Linked DNA regions of Mus musculus: region 2 is linked to region 1. A link is a loop called in an ENCODE intact Hi-C map of the cell type or tissue named here. Cell type or tissue: left cerebral cortex. All regions are shown on one strand. Each heading gives the region's core, and the rest is flanking DNA. Links, peaks and the distances in the headings are about the cores only.

Region 1 (5,379 bases), core at 273-5,272:
ACTTGAAGGATGGGATCTCATACACAAGAGACACTCAGGATCTCCTGGATCTCTTGGGACTCCAGATGGACATCAGAGACTGTCAGACTAGAGGCCACCTCTCTCTGGCTCTTTGGGGGAGAATAGAAGGTGGGTGAATAATAAGACAGTTCAGTGTAGGTAAATGACACAGAGACAGGGAAACGGGAAAGTGACCTTGATGTTGGTGGTACAGGACAGGAGTTACGTACAGATGTGTCCATTATGCAGAGCAAGAGAAGACGCTGGAGAGTTAGGGTCAAGTCACAGAAGGCTTGCATAATGTGATGGTTTGTATGAAGTAGGTGTGGCCTTGTTGGAGTGGGTGTGTCACTGTGGGTGTGGCTATAAAACCCTCATCCTAGCTGCCTGGAAGCCAGTATTCTGCTGGCAGCCTTCAGATGAAGATGTAGAACTCTCAGTTCCTCCTGCACCATGCCTGCCTGGATGCTGCCATGTTCCCACCTTGATGATAATGGACTGAACCTCTGAACCTGTAAGCCAGCCCCAATTAAATGTTATCCTTGTAAGAGTTGCCTTGGTCATGGTGTCTGTTCACAGCAATAAAACCCTAAGACACACGACAGATTTGGATTTTTAAAATGAAAGCAGGAGTCACCAGTGGGTTTGTTTTGTTTGTTTGCTTGTTTGTTGGTTTTAATAGAGAACAGTCATGATCAGACTTTGTTTGAACAAAATCTCCATCTTAGGGAAGAGGTATGCTACAGAAGCCGGGAGGACCACGAGAGCCTGGCTGGAGGTAGAGCTACTGAAGTGCACAGGGGGTCTTCTGTGAAGTCTCTTCAAAGATGGAATCAAAGGGGATCTGGTAACTCGGTTGTGGAAATTAACACTTTCCTATGAAGTAGCACATGAAGCAATTTCCAAACGTTCCCATCTTCCCGAAGCAGGGATCAAAAAACGCCAGTGCTTCCTTGAACCTTTGCTTGCATACTGCCAGTGCAAGGGATCCACAGCACTTTATGTGCGTTTGAAGAGCTACGCGAAAGGGAGCCACAGTTCCGTACTTTTGTGTCTTGAGTTCGGAGAGAACCATTTCTCCATGAAGCACAGTAGCCACTAAATAATGCTAGCAGTGAACTAACCTCCCTTGTCTTAACCGAGCTCAGCTGGTATTTCTGTGATTTTCCCAGTATGCCTTTGCGAAGGCATCTGCCTGACTGACGTAACAGAAAGTCTTGAATACTGTTTGGGTCTGAGTGGAGTTACACCTCGGTTCTCTGCTCCCTAAAATTCTCATTGATCATACTCTGTAACCCTTCATCCCCGAAATTTGAGTGACCTTGAATTTCAAAGTGCATTCCCTTAAGTTTTAAAAATAATGGAGGAGGGGCAAGTTCCATTCCCTGCACCCTCTTTAAAACCTTCTGTGTTGGCACAAGCTGGGGAGGTAGAGATAGACAGATTTGTGGCTTGCTGGCCCACAACCTAGTCTAGTCTAATCCAGGAACCCCTAGGTTCCAGAAAAAGCTTCTGTCTCAAAAAAATAAAAACAAAACAAACAAACAAAAACCAAGGTGGATGACCTAAGGAAGACTAGCAGAGTTTGACCTCTGGTCTCTCACACCCCAGCACACATATGTGCACCTGCTGCTGTAATTTATGGAGGCCGAAACGGAAGAATTGCTGTGAGGTGTGGACCAGCCTGTGCCAGATGCTGACTTCCATGCCATCCTGGGCCACAGAATAAGACCTTGTCTCAAAAACAAACAAACAAAAAACGAACAATTTTCTCCCTTGAAAAACGCTTCTTGAAAAGTACAGAACTCGAGTTAGCATCCCACACGTTTAGAAATTGACTGGCTGTGAGGCACAGGGACCCAGGAACCGCACTTAAACCCCTGTGGATTCTGCTAAGCCTGACAATGGGAAACTAGCAATGCTTTGCTTTGAAAAATCTAGATAGCTGAGCGTGCATTAAAAAAACCTAACAGGTCGAGTATTCCATTTCCTTTCCTAGGACACTTGTGTCTACAGATGCATGAGGGTTCTGGGTCTCTGGTAAAAAAGGAGGGTGGAGGGAAGTTTCTGCTGTTTCTCAGCTCCCCACCTGCTGGTTTGTCTGATTCCTGCACAGCGCTGTCTGCGAGGGACTGGTCTCCCCTCCTCCCATCCCTCCTTCCTCCCCCCTCCTCCCTCTCCTCGCAGGGAAACCGCGCCGTCTCGCCGCGATGCTGTCGGGCCGGCAGACCGCGCACAGCCGGCAGCGCGGCCGCGGACCCCAAGCTCCGCTGCAGGTCGCGCGCTCCGCCCGGGCGTCCCCAGCTCCGCGGGCCCGGTGCTTGACCCGGGGCAGCTGGGCTGCTGACTGCGGGCGGCAGGGAGCTTGGCCGCTATGTCCACCAAGGTCAAGAAGTGCCGGGAGCCCGCGAGGGTGACCTTGCCCGCTCCGGAGGAGGAGGAGGATGGCGAGGCCGAGGGAGGCGAGTCGCAGCGCCGCCGCCGGGGCTGGAGGGGCGTCAACGGCGGGCTGGAGCCGCCCTGCCCGCGCGCGCCGCCGTCCCCGGGGCCCGACGCGTGAGTACCCGAGCGCGGCCGAGCGGGGCGGGTGGGACCAGGCTCGGGATCCGGACTGGTTAAGCGCGGCGCTAAGCGGGGCCGGGCCAGGCTCACGTGCATGCATGCACTGCCCGTGGACCATCACCGACGGCGGGGCTCGGGGAGAGAGAACGAGGCCACCTGGGCTAGGATTTGGGACTCGAACCCGGAGCTACCCGGAGGTCCTGGACCGTTTTGTGTGCACAGGACCTGCGGCTGGTCCCCCTATGCCTCTCCAGCTCGCCGTGGAGGCTGGAGGACGGGGCTCAGCGGGGCACAGTGCTGTGCGGGGTGCACTGAGTGAGATGAAAGCTTCCCTGTAGGTGTGCGTGCTCACACCCAAACCCGAGGGCAGTGGCTCTGACAGTCAGTCTCTTAGGGCCAACTTGGACGATGGGTCCCAGAAGGCTCAGGGCCGGTGACTCTTCCCCCTTCCCTCCAGTTCTGACTTTTTCCTTCTCCACGTCTCTGTTGTTTCTCTTTTCCTCTGCAAAAGTAGCAGTTAGCAACCAAATGATTGAGAAAAGAACCTGTTCATTCGAACAATACAGCGCCGGGCCAGCTTCCAGAGGCAAAGATGCTGAGGGCACTGCTCTACTTCCCTCGGCGATGCGCTGCGCGTGCGGGAAGAGTGTCCTGAGAGGAAGGGGTTGGGACGTGGGGACCCATTTCGGTCGTGGCTCCTCCGGGCCAGTGGGCTTGTGGCTTTCCTGTCGGGGGGACGGGCTCTGCAGCGCCGCCTGCTGCCCAAAGTCTGTCTGCTGCAGGATCTGTGGCTTGGGGAGGTTGGACCGGTGGAGAACTCAGGCCAGGCCAGACTGGACTTAATAGGCTGGCAGGGAACATAAACAGCAATCATTCCGGAAGGGTCCTGATTTAAAATCTGCTACGCACCCGGGAGGAAGTCAGAGACTGTGAATGGACATGGAAATGGCCCCGGAAATGGAGAGAAGGCTCATCCTTTGGTATTACATCCCTGTCAGCTCACTTCCACCCTCTAAAGTTTCACACTATCCGCTTTATTTCTGTTTCCATAAAACCCATAAACTGGGTTTTATGAACTTGTATAGTTTCTTGATTTTTATGAAATTCTTCTATTACCTTAAATAACTGGTACATAGGGAACTTGATTATCTGTGGAAGTAAGGTAGATTCGAAATTATGGCTCTCCCTTCTGAAGTTTGAAGTCAGTTACACAAAGCCCGGGAGTGAGTTCTACCAGAGGCTCACTACCTGACTGCTGAGGTCACTCCTCTGCCACATCTGGTGACTTTACACCGTGCAACAAGTGTGTGGTCTTTATTTTTAAAGTCGAGAGGGCTGGGTCACTTCATGGATCACCCCCTTTCCATTTATTTGACACTTGGTGACATCAGAAGCTGTCTTGCTACCTGCAGCAGAGAGTAGTTCCGTTCCTCCTATGGTGTTGAATAGGGTAAAGCCACGATGTCTCTGCATCACTGTTGAAAGGTGAGCAGAACAGCCTTGGAGTCAGTATGTAGAGTGGCATAGCCAGTCAACAACTTAGCAGAGCCAGCCCAGGGTCACATTCATAACTGCAGTGGCACAGCTGAGCTTAATACTCAGTAGAATCCTAAGAATAGGACCCACTTTCTTTCAAAGTCCTGTCGCCAATGTGGTAGGTTAGCTTACAAGTAATGTGCTTCCTCATAGTATCTTACCTTCTTTACCATCCTTTCCTCTCCCACTACTCTCTCCTGTGCCGCCCTCTCCTCTGCTTCTCTTCCTTCCCCTAGTTTCCCCTCTACATACTGGATGTATTTCATTACTATATTTCCCTCTTCCATGAAGATTTCTTCTTCTCCACTCCTAATCCGTCTTCTAGTTTAGTAACAGAAGCAAACATGAGTATGCACACAAACACAGACACACACACACACACACACGCGCGCGCATCACATACCTCATGCATACGCGTGCACACACACATTCTGTTGCGTATTTGTTTGGTCTATGTTCCAGACTTTCACTTGGGAATCTGAATGAGCTGATGAGGGAAGAATGCCTTCTATTAAGTCACATATGAGATGCCTCCATCCTTGGATAGGACTCTTGACTCAACCATTGACTCAAACAAAGCAATTCTATCTCTATTGCTTGCAGACTAGCAGCACCAAATAGCATCATCAAAGCGAAACTCATTCAGGAAGTTTTGATTTGTTAAGTATATCTGATAAATATGGAAAGGTCTAGAAGTGTGTTCTCATGAGTTCCAGCTCAAAGACAATTCTCAAGGAGATGTATGCAAAGTGCAGGCATGGTACAACAACCACAAAGACAAGGAAAAAAGGTTCCCTCTGTGAGGGAAAGCAACAAAGATGCCGGACCTGGACAATGATGCTATCAATCTGAAGAAAATGAGTATTAATAAAAAAAAGTATGAAAATAGAGCTGTAAAGAGACAAGGAGAGCAGGAGACAAGCTTATTTGTTTGTGAAGAAATTAAAGAAACCGATATGGGCTGGAAGGATTCTTAGGATGGCATGCAGTAGCTAATTATTTCATGCTCCGTCCCTCAAAATGCCAGGGATGTTTCAGAACCATGGCAGCTGAGTCTGGTTGGAACATAGGGTGTGAGAAGGAGAGTGGTGGGTGTGGTTTGGAGGCCTTGTCATTCTGGACATCAGTGTGAAGGTCTTATGTGTCAAGATATGGCAGTAGGGAGCCTTTGGTTGTTTAAAAGCGGACTCGATGTGATCAAAGTCTCTCTGTGTAGTATGCACTGAAGTGGCAGTTGATGGAATAGGAAGCAACTGATTAGGAGGCTGCTGTAGCTGTCAG
Region 2 (5,379 bases), core at 286-5,285, 150 kb before region 1:
CTCTTCCAGAGGATGTGGGTTCAAATCTCACCACTCACATGGTGGCTCACAACCACTTGTAAGTCCAGTTCCACAAGCGTCTTCTGCACTTGAGAGGTACTGTACCCGGGTAGTTCACAGACACTCATGCTCATAAAATAAAAACAAATGTCTCCTTTAAAAAAAAATAGAACTATATCCTTTATCTCTCAGATTGAACTACTGAGGGCAGATAGGGCTGAAGAGAAAGCAAAGACCTTAATCACCCAGTGCCCTCTCCTTGGCACATGTGCTAGCATGATGCTTTTGGATTTACACTCTTACCATCCCTATGGAGAGGAAGACCATAGCTCTGTCCTGTAGGACTGGCTTCCAGACGAGGCTTCCTCTCTCGGGGGGATCAGAACTTCAGGAACTGCCTTCTGATCTCAGACAAATGATACATGCAGAGGTGGTTGTACCATAATAGGCAGGCTGTCTGTTTCTGCTTGTTCTTTAGGGCCTTTCTCTGTGAATGACCCCTGTCTAGACTACTTCAGACATGAATAAAGGTGACCCAGTCTACCTCTCCATTTGAGAGTGTGGGTAGATAACGCTCATGTTCTTCCAGTAAGTATGACTTGCAGGTGAGTCAACTGGTGATCATACAAAACTAGCCCAGAAGAATCACTCCGTTATCATCAGATTCATAAGCTAAACAAGGTATTGTTTAAAGTCAATAGATAGCATTTTTTTTTGTGTGGGGAATTTTCTTCCTTACTTAAGCCTTAATTAGTTTAGTTCTCCATGACACAATAGTCAAATGAAACATAATTGGTATAGCTATGCGTCTTACCCTGCTAAGCCCCAGAATTAGATCTTATTAATCAAGCGAGTTGGCCAGTGATTGTTTTGCAGTGGTCATGTTGTTCTCTTCCTAAGGAAAGACGTCAAAAGGATCCTGTAAAATGTTTCTCTCTAGACAGGATGCATGAGAAAAAAATAGCCACATGTTCATCACACTCAGACACCAGCATATGGAGTCTGGAAGTCTCCTGTGTCCAGTCCACAGGAGAAGAAGTTGTTCTGCTAGTCAAAGCTTACATTCTATGAGTAATATTTTGGAAAGATGGAAAAAAAACTTTGATAATGATACGAGCTACTGGCAACATCATCTAACTTTGCCTGGGCTACTTGCCATAAAAAATAATCTGTATCATGAATTGCTTGTGCAGATTGAGGTGAATTTTCTCTTAATTCCAGATGAAAGTATCCTAAATGACTAAAATCCCTCCTTCTGTGATGTCACATCAGTTGGGAATAGTATTGATTAGGTTTTTTTTTTGTTGTCAACTTACCACAATCTAGAGTTATCTGGGAAGAAGAATCTCAACTGAGAAAATGTAGTCATCAGATCGGCGTGCAGGCCAGCCTATGGGGCGTTTTCTTGATTAATGATTGATGTGTGAGGGCTCAGCTCACTGTGGGTGGTGCCACCGCTGCCTGGACAAGTGATCCAGCAAGCAGTGTCCCTCTATAACCTACACTTCAGCGTCTGCCTCCAGTTCCTGTGTTAAGTTCCTGCCCTGACTTCCTACGGCGATGGACTATATGCTATGAGCTAAATAAACCCTTCCTCTCCAAGTTGCTCTCAGTCATACTGTTTATTGCAGCAATAGAAACCAAACTAAGACAAGCAATCAGCAAAATGCACAGTCATTGACCTCTAAGACTTTATGCTCTCAAGACAAACGCAGTAAAACAGACTGAGTGTAATAGGCTTCGCATTAGTCTCAGCGATTCTATGCTTAGAACTCCTGTGTTTGAAACCTTGGTCTCTGTCTGGTAGTGTTGTGAGAATGTCAGAGAACCTTTAGGAAGTGGGGTATCACTGAGAGAGAGCCTTAATGTTTTATAGCCCCACCAACGTCATATTCCCTCTTGTTGCTTCTTGAGTGTGGATGCAGGAGGCTGGCCTCCTGCCCCAACCGATAGGCTCTCTCCACATCTTCCCCATCACAGATTGCTCCCTTGAACTCTAAGCCACAATCATCCTTTTTCTGTCTTAAATTCCTTTGATGAGCTATTCATCAAAGCAACATGAGAAGTAAGTAGCTGATAGACCCAATTTAAAAAAGATTATTCTTTCAATATCAAAGAGGAATTCTAAATCTGTCAGGTAAACTTATCTGTGAAATAGGGGTTTCGAAACTCCCTAACAGTAATATAAGACTATGTCAAATGACCTCTTGGCATCACTTCAGGGGGTTATTGCTTTATTTTTCACCCTGGTTAATTCTAAAAGCCTGGCCTTGGGCAGGTTTATATTTCAAGGACGATATGATAATTTACTATTTGTGATTAATCACACATGTGCACAATAAGTCACAAGTTACTTTAAGCTATGTTAAGACATTAGAAATAAATACGTATCTTACACTAAGAACTGACTCTGGATCACTCGTCTTCTGCATCCAGTTTTATAGAAATCAGTGATGGGGGATGGGCATGGTAGCCTTGTTTATCTTCCCTGTCCCTCTAGTTGGTGGGAAATGGAAGAGAAGGGACCACTGGCTCCACGGAGAGAGCTTTTGTGGATACCGTAAGAGGGATGAGGCCTGGAGAAATCTCACTTTGGAATCTGAAGTCTGAACTGCACCGCGGGTTCCTTCTCTTAGCCCCGGGGTCTTTTCTCTGGTAATTATGTTTTGCACAGGAGGGATGCGAGCACCTCCCGGCCTCTGTTGTGGTTTTAGCTGTTTTCCGCAAACATTCCCTGTTTGTGTTTTTTATAGCTGCTCTCATGCTGTGCGCATTGTGTATGCCGCAAGAAGTGCTCTTGCTGCATCTTTTCACAGTGATACATTTCCGTGCCCTTGGTTTCCCCACAATGGTTTGTTTCTGATTCTCAGGAATCTCCGGTTTCAGTCTCATGAGTTAAAGCTCTCACTCCACTCCACTGAAGGGGGAGCCAGATACACTCACACGGGACAAGTGAGGCCCTGAGCATGCGCGCTCACCTTGGAATGATGCTGATGACCAAGAAAGACGATTCTCATCAAGAACCTACAGCCCAGCAGCGGATGTCTACCTTGTAAGGTGCTCAGAGGCGCTGCACATGCCACACACTAAGTGGTACCTAATGTTATTATGAAATTACAGGAACATATCAACAACAGACCACCAGAACAACTGAGAAATGCCAGACCTCAACAATTCTGTAGGCCAGATTTTCTTTTCTTTCTCTTTAAGTCCTTACTGCCTGCTACCCACTTCTTCACTGCAGAGTATTTGGTTTTGCTTGTGTTTTGAGACAGCATCTCACTATGTAGGCTTGGCTAGCCTGGCACTTACTATGTAGACCTGACTGGCTTTAAACTTGCAGAGGTCTATCTGCTTCTGCCTACTGAGTTCTTGAATTTGAAAAAAAAAAATGTATGCGCCACCATACTTGGTCCATAGAAAAGTATTTGGAATTCAGCAAAATACAGAGCCAGAAGCTATATTAGCAAAATGATCCCTCAGAGTTATGCAGTGAAATGATGGAAATTGTGGGGAACAGAGTATGTGAACTCTTAACTGGGTGCGTATTGTTGACAGGACTAAAGCCTCAGACACATTGGAAACTGAAAATACCTTCTCGATCTCTCCCTACCCCCACCTGCCTTTGAGGCTGGGAGTGGTGACAAAGCCTTTCTCCTCTCTGAGTGCAAATGTTGACAGAGTGTGCAGGAAATGCCCATTATAGCTCTTCCCCCCCCCCCCCAGATATTTACATCCTGGAGACTAGTCCCTTATAGAGTCCTCCTTCCAAGACTAGCTAACCCTGTCTCCTTAATACACACTAACCTTTCAAGCAGCCATGGCTTCTCCATCAGAGGACAGAGACCACCTACTCTCAGGTTTTCTGTACGTCTGTCTTTATGCACTTGAAGCCAGGCTAATCCTAAAGCTGTGCAAGGACTTGGCAAATAACACTATATTGGATTCGTATGTCTTGACACTAATTCACTCTGATGGATTTGAAACACCTAACGTGTTATGCAGCAACTCCTAGTTGGAATTCACAAAGGCCTCCAGGTTGAAGTTGGGTCCAAACAAAACACAGAAAAAACCAGCTCTGCAACCATTTACTATGGAGATCAGCTCTGGTATTCCAATGTCTTTCATTATAGGACATGTCAAGTCTGGTATCGGGAGCAAAAGGTAAGATTAGCTGGGGAGGTGGAATTAGCTGCTTGTTCTTAGCAATTATGCAAATTGGATATTTAAGCACTAGCCAGATTTAATGTTTGAATATGAAGGAACCTACAGGGTCAGAACAGAGTCACATGAATTCGGATCACACAGAGATGGGGTCTGAATGGTTACAGCTCCCACCTTTTAGTTAAGCCAGTCTTCATGAGAGTGACAAATGGCTTGGAGAACAGTGCAGAAAGCAGGTGTCTGTGGAAAACCTATAAAAGAGATACTTTGCTTTCTCCCAGCACGACAGCTGGCCACTTAAACAGGTTAAGACAATTACACTTTGTCATACCCAATGATGCCACTTATTTAAAATATTATTAAAAACAGATCTATGCCAAGGATGATATTGGCTGGGGGGTGAGGGGTGGGGGTGAGGGGTGGGGGAGTGGAGCACCTCCTTGAAAGTGAACTTTTTGAAAACAGATCTGAATCAATATCACCATCATTATGCTACTTTATGACCCAAGTGATAGATAATCTATATGTGATAGATAATCTATATGTGAAGATTTTATCTGCCTAATTTAAAAACTTGAAAATTGGATTTTTCTAAAGGAAAATGAGATGTTTCCCAAATACAGACTTCCAAATGAGTTTGAACCCACTTACTAAAATCATAAGGGCGTGACACCAAAGAAAGTGATCATAAAAATGGCTCCCAGGACAATGCATCTTTGAATGTCACCCCAGGCACAGTAGGTACAAGGTCACATAGGGACCTTGTCACATGGGGAGATGCTCAGCTACTGAGCACATTAACACTGCACAGAAGAACAAATGAGGTCAGAACAATGTTTTGTGAAGCCTAAAGTTAGCAAAACAGAATTTATGCTACAGAACATTCCATAAGCTAAGAGAAAGAGTGTGTGTGTGTGTGTGTGTGGTGGGGGGGGGGGTAACTTGGCTCTGCCCACCTGCCCATACCTTGAAGCACAGTACAATGTCATCAACGGTGAGCATTTTTCCATGGGTTCTTGCTTCAACTTTTCCCCTTGAGTTCCTATTTAAAGATAGGACCTGTGACCTGGAAGTACAAACTAAATAAATTCTTTCCTCCCCTAAGTGGCTTTAGTCAGAATATTTTATCACGGCAGAAGAACAAAATATAAAAACTTGGTTAGGAATACATCATGATAATGATGGCAAAAACACTGACTACTGAAATGATTTACA

Evidence for each region. Peaks named below come from ENCODE experiments on the same cell type or tissue, not always from the same donor. Only the 100,000 strongest peaks of a DNase experiment are listed, where the experiment ranks them.
Region 2: it touches region 1 in a loop (2.3-fold over the local background); 10 of 42 quality-filtered maps call a loop at or near these places.

The regions. Positions count from the first base shown.
Region 1 is chr3:36,686,975-36,692,353 of GRCm38, reverse strand. Trpc3 (transient receptor potential cation channel, subfamily C, member 3) reads left to right here and starts at 2,187. Exons shown (of 12, transcript NM_019510.2): 1 at 2,187-2,556. The coding sequence starts at 2,375. In left cerebral cortex, for the core only: CTCF peaks have their summits at 2,086 and 3,319 (motif pointing left); DNase peaks (open chromatin) are centred at 2,101, 2,672, 2,868 and 3,303; H3K4me3 peaks cover 1,790 bases; H3K27ac peaks cover 912 bases.
Region 2 is chr3:36,833,302-36,838,680 of GRCm38, reverse strand. No RefSeq gene overlaps it. Among named protein-coding and RNA genes, the nearest start is that of 4932438A13Rik, 27 kb to the left of the region's middle. In left cerebral cortex, for the core only: a CTCF peak has its summit at 2,920; a DNase peak (open chromatin) is centred at 2,916.